Linked DNA regions of Homo sapiens: region 1 is linked to region 2. A link is an interaction called in ENCODE POLR2A ChIA-PET data of the cell type or tissue named here. Cell type or tissue: GM12878. All regions are shown on one strand. Region 1 overlaps LINC02145 (long intergenic non-protein coding RNA 2145). Region 2 overlaps TENT4A (terminal nucleotidyltransferase 4A).

Evidence for each region. ChIA-PET counts read pairs that join two places held together with the same protein. Peaks named below come from ENCODE experiments on the same cell type or tissue, not always from the same donor. Only the 100,000 strongest peaks of a DNase experiment are listed, where the experiment ranks them.
Region 1: POLR2A ChIA-PET joins it to region 2 with 7 read pairs; 2 of 35 experiments call an interaction of 5 or more read pairs at or near these places.

What each region holds. Positions count from the first base shown.
Region 1 is chr5:6,315,157-6,319,156 of GRCh38, reverse strand. The region is part of intron 1 of LINC02145 (long intergenic non-protein coding RNA 2145); the gene reads left to right. Among named protein-coding and RNA genes, the nearest start is that of LINC02145, 20 kb to the left of the region's middle. RefSeq lists a silencer at 3,201-3,426. In GM12878, no CTCF peak of the experiment used is centred here; no DNase peak of the experiment used is centred here.
Region 2 is chr5:6,729,249-6,733,248 of GRCh38, reverse strand. All of the region lies in intron 1 of TENT4A (terminal nucleotidyltransferase 4A), which reads right to left. Among named protein-coding and RNA genes, the nearest start is that of TENT4A, 18 kb to the right of the region's middle. In GM12878, no CTCF peak of the experiment used is centred here; no DNase peak of the experiment used is centred here; H3K4me3 peaks cover 1,369 bases; H3K27ac peaks cover 2,738 bases.

The DNA of each region.
Region 1 (4,000 bases), 410 kb after region 2:
TCTGACATCCACTGGCCAGAAAAGTATTGTTGTTTAGATAAGTAACATTTAGATGTGTCTTAGCCTTGGCTGCTGTAATGATATACCATAGACTGGGTGGCATATACACAACAGAAATTTCTTTCTCACAGTTCTGCAAGCTGGAAAGTCCAAAATTAATGTGCTGGCAGACTTGGTGTCTGGTGAGGACCCACTTCCTCATAGATGGTTGTCTTCTCAAGGGCAGAAGCAGTGAGGGTCTCCCTAGGGCTTCTTTTATGGACATTAATCCCATTTATAAGAGCTCCACCCTCATGACCTAACCACCTTCCAAAGTCCCCATGTCTTAATACCATCACCTTGCAGCTTAGAATTTCAACATAGGCACATGAACATTCAGATCATAGCAAGGGGTAAAGCAGAGCTGAAATATTCTTGGACAAAGGGAATGCAGATTTTTTTGTTTTTTTTTTTTTTTTTTTGAGACGGAGTCTCACTCTGTCACCCAGGCTGGAGTGCAGTGGCACCATCTCGGCTCATTGCAACTTTCGCCTCCCGGGTTCAAGTGATTCTCCTGCCTCAGCCTCCCAAGTAGCTGGCATTACAGGTGTGTACCAGCACACCTGGCTAATTTTTTATATTTTTGGTAGGACAGGGTTTCACCATGTTAGCCAGGCTGGTCTCGAACTTCTGACCTCAAGTGATCCAACAGCCTTGGCCTTCCAAAGTGTTGGGATTACAGGCCTGAGCCACCGTGCCCAGCCAGTTGTTCGTTAAATAGAAAAGGAAATACAGGAGTCTTAGAGGAAGATAAGCTTTGATCCAGACACACACAGGGCCTCCCTTGAGTCTAGAACAGCGATGCAATTCCAAAGGAAGTATGTTTACCAAGGTCCGCCTCCCTATCCCTATGTCAGAGCCATTGTGTGCTGACTGCGCTGTGGGTGTCAAGAGTGAGAGAGAAGGTGTGGTGTGAGGGGCTCCACAGGCAGACTCCTTGCTCAGAGCATCTCACTGGACTGCGATGGAGAGCTCTAGGAGAAGCACTTTTCCCCATGCACCCACAGTTCTTTGATGGAGCAACGTTCCCCCAGAACGCCTACAGTGCCTGGGCTGATTCCTTCCCACCCTGCCCTCTCCAGAGGCCAGTTATCAAATCTGGTGCAGAGTGCACTCCGGGCTTGGTGAAGTGTGGAGAGTCTCAGGTTCTTGGTGAGCATTTGGTCCCCTCTGCCAGGACTGCAGGATTCAGAACAGCTCACAATCTCAGAAACTAACAAATCTAACTTTGAGAACTTTCTGGTGTATTTTGAATGTATCCAGGACTTTCCTCCAAAGTTATTTCTTATAGGCAGAAAATGATTTTGTTGCCATCTTGGGAGAAAGAACAGATGGAAGTGGCTTGATTAAACCCTTCTATGAGAGCAGAAGAATTTATAGCAATATTGAAATTGCTCTATTCTTTCTATGAATGCGGGAGGAATAAATCAAGAGGTTGTAAGTTTAGGACAATAATAGTATAGTGATGACTTCACCACTGCACACACTGTTTCTCCTTGGGCTTAGAGAGGCATGCCACAGCATCCTGGAGTAGGTGAGGAGAATGCAGCCTTCAGCCACTTTCCCAGGGCTAGACAGCTCCCTGGCTTGGGTCACAGGATGGAGTTGCCAAGCTCCCAATGCAAAGCCTCTAGATAAACGTGAAAGTGCCAGTCTTGCATTTTGCCTGTTTCGCCACACACTTCTGTATGTGAGTCACAATCAGAAGGGGAGGATGGACAGAGAATTCAAAAGAGCCAGGCTTCAGTGTTACTGCCCACCCAGTTGCTCTCCACAGACCAGCACATTTTAATCTAAGAAAGTGGCTGCCCACGTCAGCAGAGGGCTGGGCAAGCCCATAACTGTGATTGCTGAGGGCTCCACCTTGCAGATGCTGCTGAGCCATTTTTCATACCATTTGATCAAGCATAGCTTCCTACTGCATATTGAGATAGCTTAGTCCTGACCAATCAAAGGGCTCTAGGTGGTTTTATTATTTTAAACTAAGCTGTCTACTCACTCTTGTCTCCTCCTCCTCCTCTTCTTCTCCCCCATCCTGTTCCTCCTCCTCCTCCTTCTTCTAGCTACATAGCAGGTCGGTGTTTGGACTCCATGTGCCTGGGGATTGGGGAGTGGGAGGGGAGGGGACACTAATGAGCTGTCTATCAGAGGATACATTTGCTGGGGATCTGGGTTGAAAGCACGGGATGCCAGGGTTTGGTTTACCAATCTCCTGTCTCCGCTGCTGTAGCGGGTGGCAGATTTTCCCAGAAGTGGCAGTTAGAGAGAAGTGCAGACCCAGGGGTGGTGCTAAGGTGCCTACTGGGCCATGGTCCCTTTCTGGGTCGAGGAAGGCAGGGCAGCCAGTCTTCCTGACAGAGAGACTTGTATCTGACTATTTTGAGCTCCAAGAGGAAAGTGGTGTGCACCTTGCACTGTGCCTTGCTGCAGCCCACAGACCTCAGTGCAAACATTTTCAAAACCAACATGCCTCTCCAAGGAGATGGGCAAACATGTGTAAGAGGGAGGAGAGGCATATCTCTATTCCAAGCTTGCACAGCTTAGTTGCCAACCTTTTTAAGGTAGATTAGCTCTTTTATTTAGGGAGATACTGTACTTGGGATCAGGATCCCACATACTTAAGGCATCAGAAGGGCCCTTTGGGCCAGGAGGCAGGAATTAGGGTTAGGATCTGGGGCCCCTTTCAGAGTTAATGAATTTAGAGCCCAAGGCCCTCCTGGGGGTCTCAAAAGCTTCTCCAGAGTGGAAGAAAAGGCGAGGCTTCCGTTTGGTCTTTATTTCTCAGGAGGCTCCAGGCCAAGGTACAGGACCCTTTGCTGATGTGTCCGTGGGGACAGGGACTCCAGGCCACTGAGGAGATGGCAGCAACTCCCAATGCACAGTGGAGGAAAGTCACCACTGAAGATGTCCCCTCCTGCTCCCTAGCCCATCACCCAGTTTTTGGTTCATTGATTAAACATGTCCTATGCAGGGGGACTGAGTTACAAGCCAGAATGTTGTAGGATACACTGACAAGACCCCCATTAATCCTGACCTGTAGGCTCGAGCTTGTCCAGGCTCTGAGGCCAATATGGCCCCTTTCACAGGAGAGATAAGGGGATGCCCCATCCTAATCTCCAGAGGCCACATCACAGCAGCCTTGCTGCTGGCCCTGACTCCCTTCCCTGGATGTGTCCTTGTTGTGAAAAAAATTCCTGTTCACCCACCTGTTTCCATCCTGGGCTTTGACTCCCCCATCCTGAGCCCTGGCCTTTGCTCCCCCACCTCATTCTCTGGCACAGTCCACGGACACATGAGGGGCAGGACATTTGTGGGAAATCAAAGTGCACCATAGCTGGCCAGCACTGGCCACCCCCGGGAGTGGAGTCGATGGTGGGAGAGGCTGAGGTCCAGCTCAGCAGGAGCAGGAGGAAGGTGGGGATGGGTGGCCAGGAGGGGTGTCCACTCCCAACAGGAGGAGAACACGCGATGGGCAGGGCCTGGGAGCTTAGGGCGTCCACTCATGGTTACGTTTGTTTCCCCAGAAGAGGAAGCAATTAAGAGGGACCGAGCACATATGGATAGAGGTGGAGTTTTGAGTTTGGCAATTAAGAGGAATGAATTTTCTTTGTCTTCAATCTTTGGTATACTCTTGCCATCTTTTAACATTTAGTCCTTTCCACCTCACTTTTCTTTCTTTTAAAACTCTCTCAGTCTCTGAGTGTATTTCCAGCAGTGCCCATCTATCTGTTTGTGGGGACTTCCTTTTCCATAGCTGGGGCAGCTTCTCTGCTACTATTTGGCTCTTCTTCATTTTTTCCAACTCCCGCTGTTGTTTTATGATATTTATCTTGAGCTCTTCTTTTATCTTAATTTTAAATATTTGCTCCATAGAGGACATTTTCATGAAGCCCCTTCCTTCCTGAGGAATTTTCTTGCCATCTGTTCATTTCATAGCTTTCGCTGAGCACCTACTCTGCAT
Region 2 (4,000 bases):
GGGAAGTGCCTGGGAGGGCTTTCCCAGGAGGCTTCTTAGGGAGGAGTTGGCACACAGCCCTCTGGCCTCACCCCCTACTCCTGACACATTAGGCTGGCACTCTCCAGCTTGGGGCTGTGAGTGGCCCAGGAAACTCCTATATGATACACATCTCATTCTCAGCTGAGGAGCTAAACGGACAAACTGAGGTGGGGCCAAAGGACACAACGCCAGGAACACTGCCCCCAGAACCGGAAGCAGAGCTTCCAACTGCTCCGTGGTGACTTCTAGCCTCGTCTTAGATTCTGTCACCATTTTGAGTTGGCTGTGGTGTAGAAAAGAAGTAGGATCTATAAATGAAGCAAGCCTCTGATGCTTGTCTCTGTGAAGTGAAATCCTGGGACATTAGCAAGGCTCCAGCCCCACAGAGAGCAGGGTCAGCTTCCCGATCCATTGCCACGGAGCAAACTCTTAATGATTCATTTCCTAGTTATCTTAAGAAAAAAGGAAATGGTGACAGCAGAGGTTTTTTTTAGTGAATTTTTATTTTAGTCAGGAAACTACTCGAAAACAGAATTCTGAAGCATTATTTCCTAGTGTGCTTTACTAAAAATTAGAGAATAAAGTTCATTGAAAAACAACAAAAGATCACTCTCGTTTACAATCACTGCCTTGCAAGAGTCCAAACCCATCGAAAGGTAATGACTGACTTCTCAATTTAGTAAATTCCCGATTTTCTGCTTTTAGTACTGAAAAGCAAGATCAGCAATGTTTTTGTATTTTAGTATCTGGTATATGCTTGCTGTATGTATTTATGAGACCCAACTTACTGAGCTATTTTAAGAGCAAAAGAAGGATCCTACAGTTAGAGAACAAAACTATATTATTCCATAGCTAATAAAGCTATTGATGACAACAGGTGACCCATTTAGGGGACGATTTTCAGCTTTAGAAGCTGAGCTAATGGGATTAACTGGTTTTCAAGCTTGTAAATGTGAATTAAAGCCAAAGCCAGGGAGGACTGGCTGGTTTTGAAGCTGGGGCCAAAGAGGTGAAGCAAGCCCACCCGTGCACTGCCTCACCCAGGCAGGCGCTTTGTATCTCTCCCAGGGCAGAGCTGGCTCCTCCCCCATCTCAGCCCCAAGGCTCTGCCCTGCCTTCCCCAAAAGTCACAATTTCTAAGTTGTTCAAAGGTGACTTCTTTGTAGTCAACCCAAGGACAGGCAGCTGCACTGCAGTAGGTAAAGGGCAAAGGAACTAAAGGGCAAAAAAGGCAAAGGTCATAGCCCAGAAGCCAGGACAGCGTATGTAAAATAAAACACTTTAGAAAGAACAGTGGGGCTGGAAGAAGCACACCAAACACTTCATAACGCAGGTCTCTGGGTGGGGAACATACAGGAACATACTATGGGCTTGTCTAGGACATTCTCCTAGACTTTAAATCCAGTAGCTTCTTTTAAGCAAAGTGATGGTCAAAGGTCAGATTTCACTGGATGTTTAAGGGAAAGGAAACGTCACGAAAATGAACATGCCCTCCTCCTCCAATCTGGTTACAAGAAGTTTCAAGCCAGGAGTTTTGGCCCAGGCCTGCAGTCCAGCTAGTCAGGAGGCTGATGTGGGAGGATAGGCTGACAGCCCAGGATTCGAAGCTACAGTGAGTGGTGATTACACCACTGCACTCTAGTCTGGGCAACAGTGCAAGACCCCATCTCAAAAAAAAAAAAAAAGTTTCAGCACCTTAAACCCACTGAATATGAGGACCTGCACTCTGAAGAACAGGTGCTTCCAGTCTTCCCAACTCACTGAAATTTCCCAACTCTCAACACTCAGGTCTACAGTTCTGTCCATGTTAATTATGTGCCTCAGTTTACCTTTAACACCCCGTTAATCTCATCAATCCTGAATTCTAGGGAAAAAGTGATTTGACAAACTGCATGTGAGTTCAGTTCCCAGTCTTTTCCATTACAACGTAAAATGCGACAGAAAATACTGGAAACTCATTAACTGTGAATTTATTCTCTTCCTCTCCTCCTCCAACTCTTCCTTCAAAACCCTTAAAACTAGTGGTTTCTCAGAAATCGAAGTTCCCTCACTTCAGCTCCACAATGTTCACTATGCATTTTTGCCCAAAAAAACAATACCTTAGTGAAAATATTTGGAGTTAACCCTGCAATTTTGTAGATTTTATAACATGCTTTGATACGATTACACCAAAACAACAACTGATTCAGACACTACTACATCGCACTGATAGGGTCTGGATTAATATTTAACTTTAACTAGGAAGAGTGGGTTGTAAGCAAATCACAAGTAAAGCATAATGAGGGAATGACTGCATTGCTTCTATTTTGAGGGATCAATGATCCTCTTTAAAGTATCCATTTACTGATACAGTTAATAAGCTAATTATAAATCATTTTTATTTATTTTTGATTATGTTACAAGGCAACTAATACCTGCACAAATTAGAAAACTCAGAAGCAGGACTTCAAGGCTTTTTTTTTTTTTTTTTTTAAATTAAGGCTCGAAAGAAGGAAAAGGACTGAAACTATAAATGAAACCCTTCATGTTTCTAGGGCTGCCAGTCAGCTGCTTTTAGTGCCTGCCTCAGTTCCGCCCACTCTGGGCAGGGAGGGACCTATCGATGTGCCTATCTTTCTACACAGGGGCTGTGAATGAAGCTGCAGGCTCACGTGTAAGGGGAAGGCCAGGCAAGGACCCAGGACAGTCTGCTGCAGAGGAAAGGGGCACCTGACAGCTACCGACAGAGGAGGAGGGCGCACTCCCCTGGAGGAGGAGCAGGAGCTGTGAGCCTCCTGAGACAGCCAATGCTAACTCGGTGAAAAAGGTTAAGACCGACTAACATTCACAAAACAGCCAAGGCATAAGGGCTCTGCAGCTTAGGAATCAATGCGGAACTCAGATCTACATGAATTCCACTCAGCAAATGTAAGCCTTTTTTCCCCTTCCCTCCCACATCTCTCCTGGGATGAGCCACATAGGATCCTGGAGCAGGTGATGTCCCAGGGCCAGTCAGAACCTCACCGGAGTGTGAGCAGAGGTGCCTTTGTGGGTGCTGGGGGGTGCAACACTTTCACCCTAGTAAAGCAAACCCAAGCACGCTGCAAATGCTGCAAATGCCATGCAAGGTCCTGGGGCCACTCCGGGGGGGGGCGGAGAAACAACATTATCTTCTCTTCCCCTCAGAACAGAAAGTAAGAAAGGGCTTAGGTACCAGAAGCCTGTAATAATTAAGCTACAGAAAAAATACTTAACTTGGGAATCTGCATTGGTTCTAAGCCCACTGCTAAAGAAGAAAATGAGGCACCAGACCAGGATGAAGCCCTGCCATCTCACAAACTGAGTGGGCAGATACTCCAGCAGTGGGGCCAGAACTACTCAGAACCACCCCACACCACAGGTACCACCCGGAGCAAACCCAGGGGAGGCACCCCACCTGCTTAACATGTCCTCAACCCAGCTCAGCACACACACACAAAAAAACCACCAAGGGGTTCAGTCTCCTAATACTGGAGTCTGAAACAACCCACAGTGCAATCAAGGGCCCACAGACTCTGAAAGAGATTAAGGAGAGGCCAAGAAGGCACTTCCTGAGCCACATCTGCTGGCTCCGATCCACCTGCCACCCAGCCTGGCAGTGCAGCCACAGCACAACTGCTGACTACCGCAGGGCAGCTCTGGGTGCTCCGAGGGAACCGCGCCTGCTGTGAAACTGCGTGACTGCGCCTGGAAGCTAGTGCAAGCCTTGCTTGCTAGCTCAAGCAGCTGATCACTTTTGAAATGAAAACAGCTATACTTTCTGTTGTCTTTCCAGATATCCTTACACTGGATGAAAGATAAGTGAGCATCATCTTTTGGGGCAACAATACAGAATAAAAGCCAAGAGGCTAAAAACATTAATATCCTGGGACACTACACAATATCCACATTACTAACATTTGCACTAGATCCTCCCAAATAATAGTCTTTGAGGCAAATATTACTATTTTCATTTTGTAGA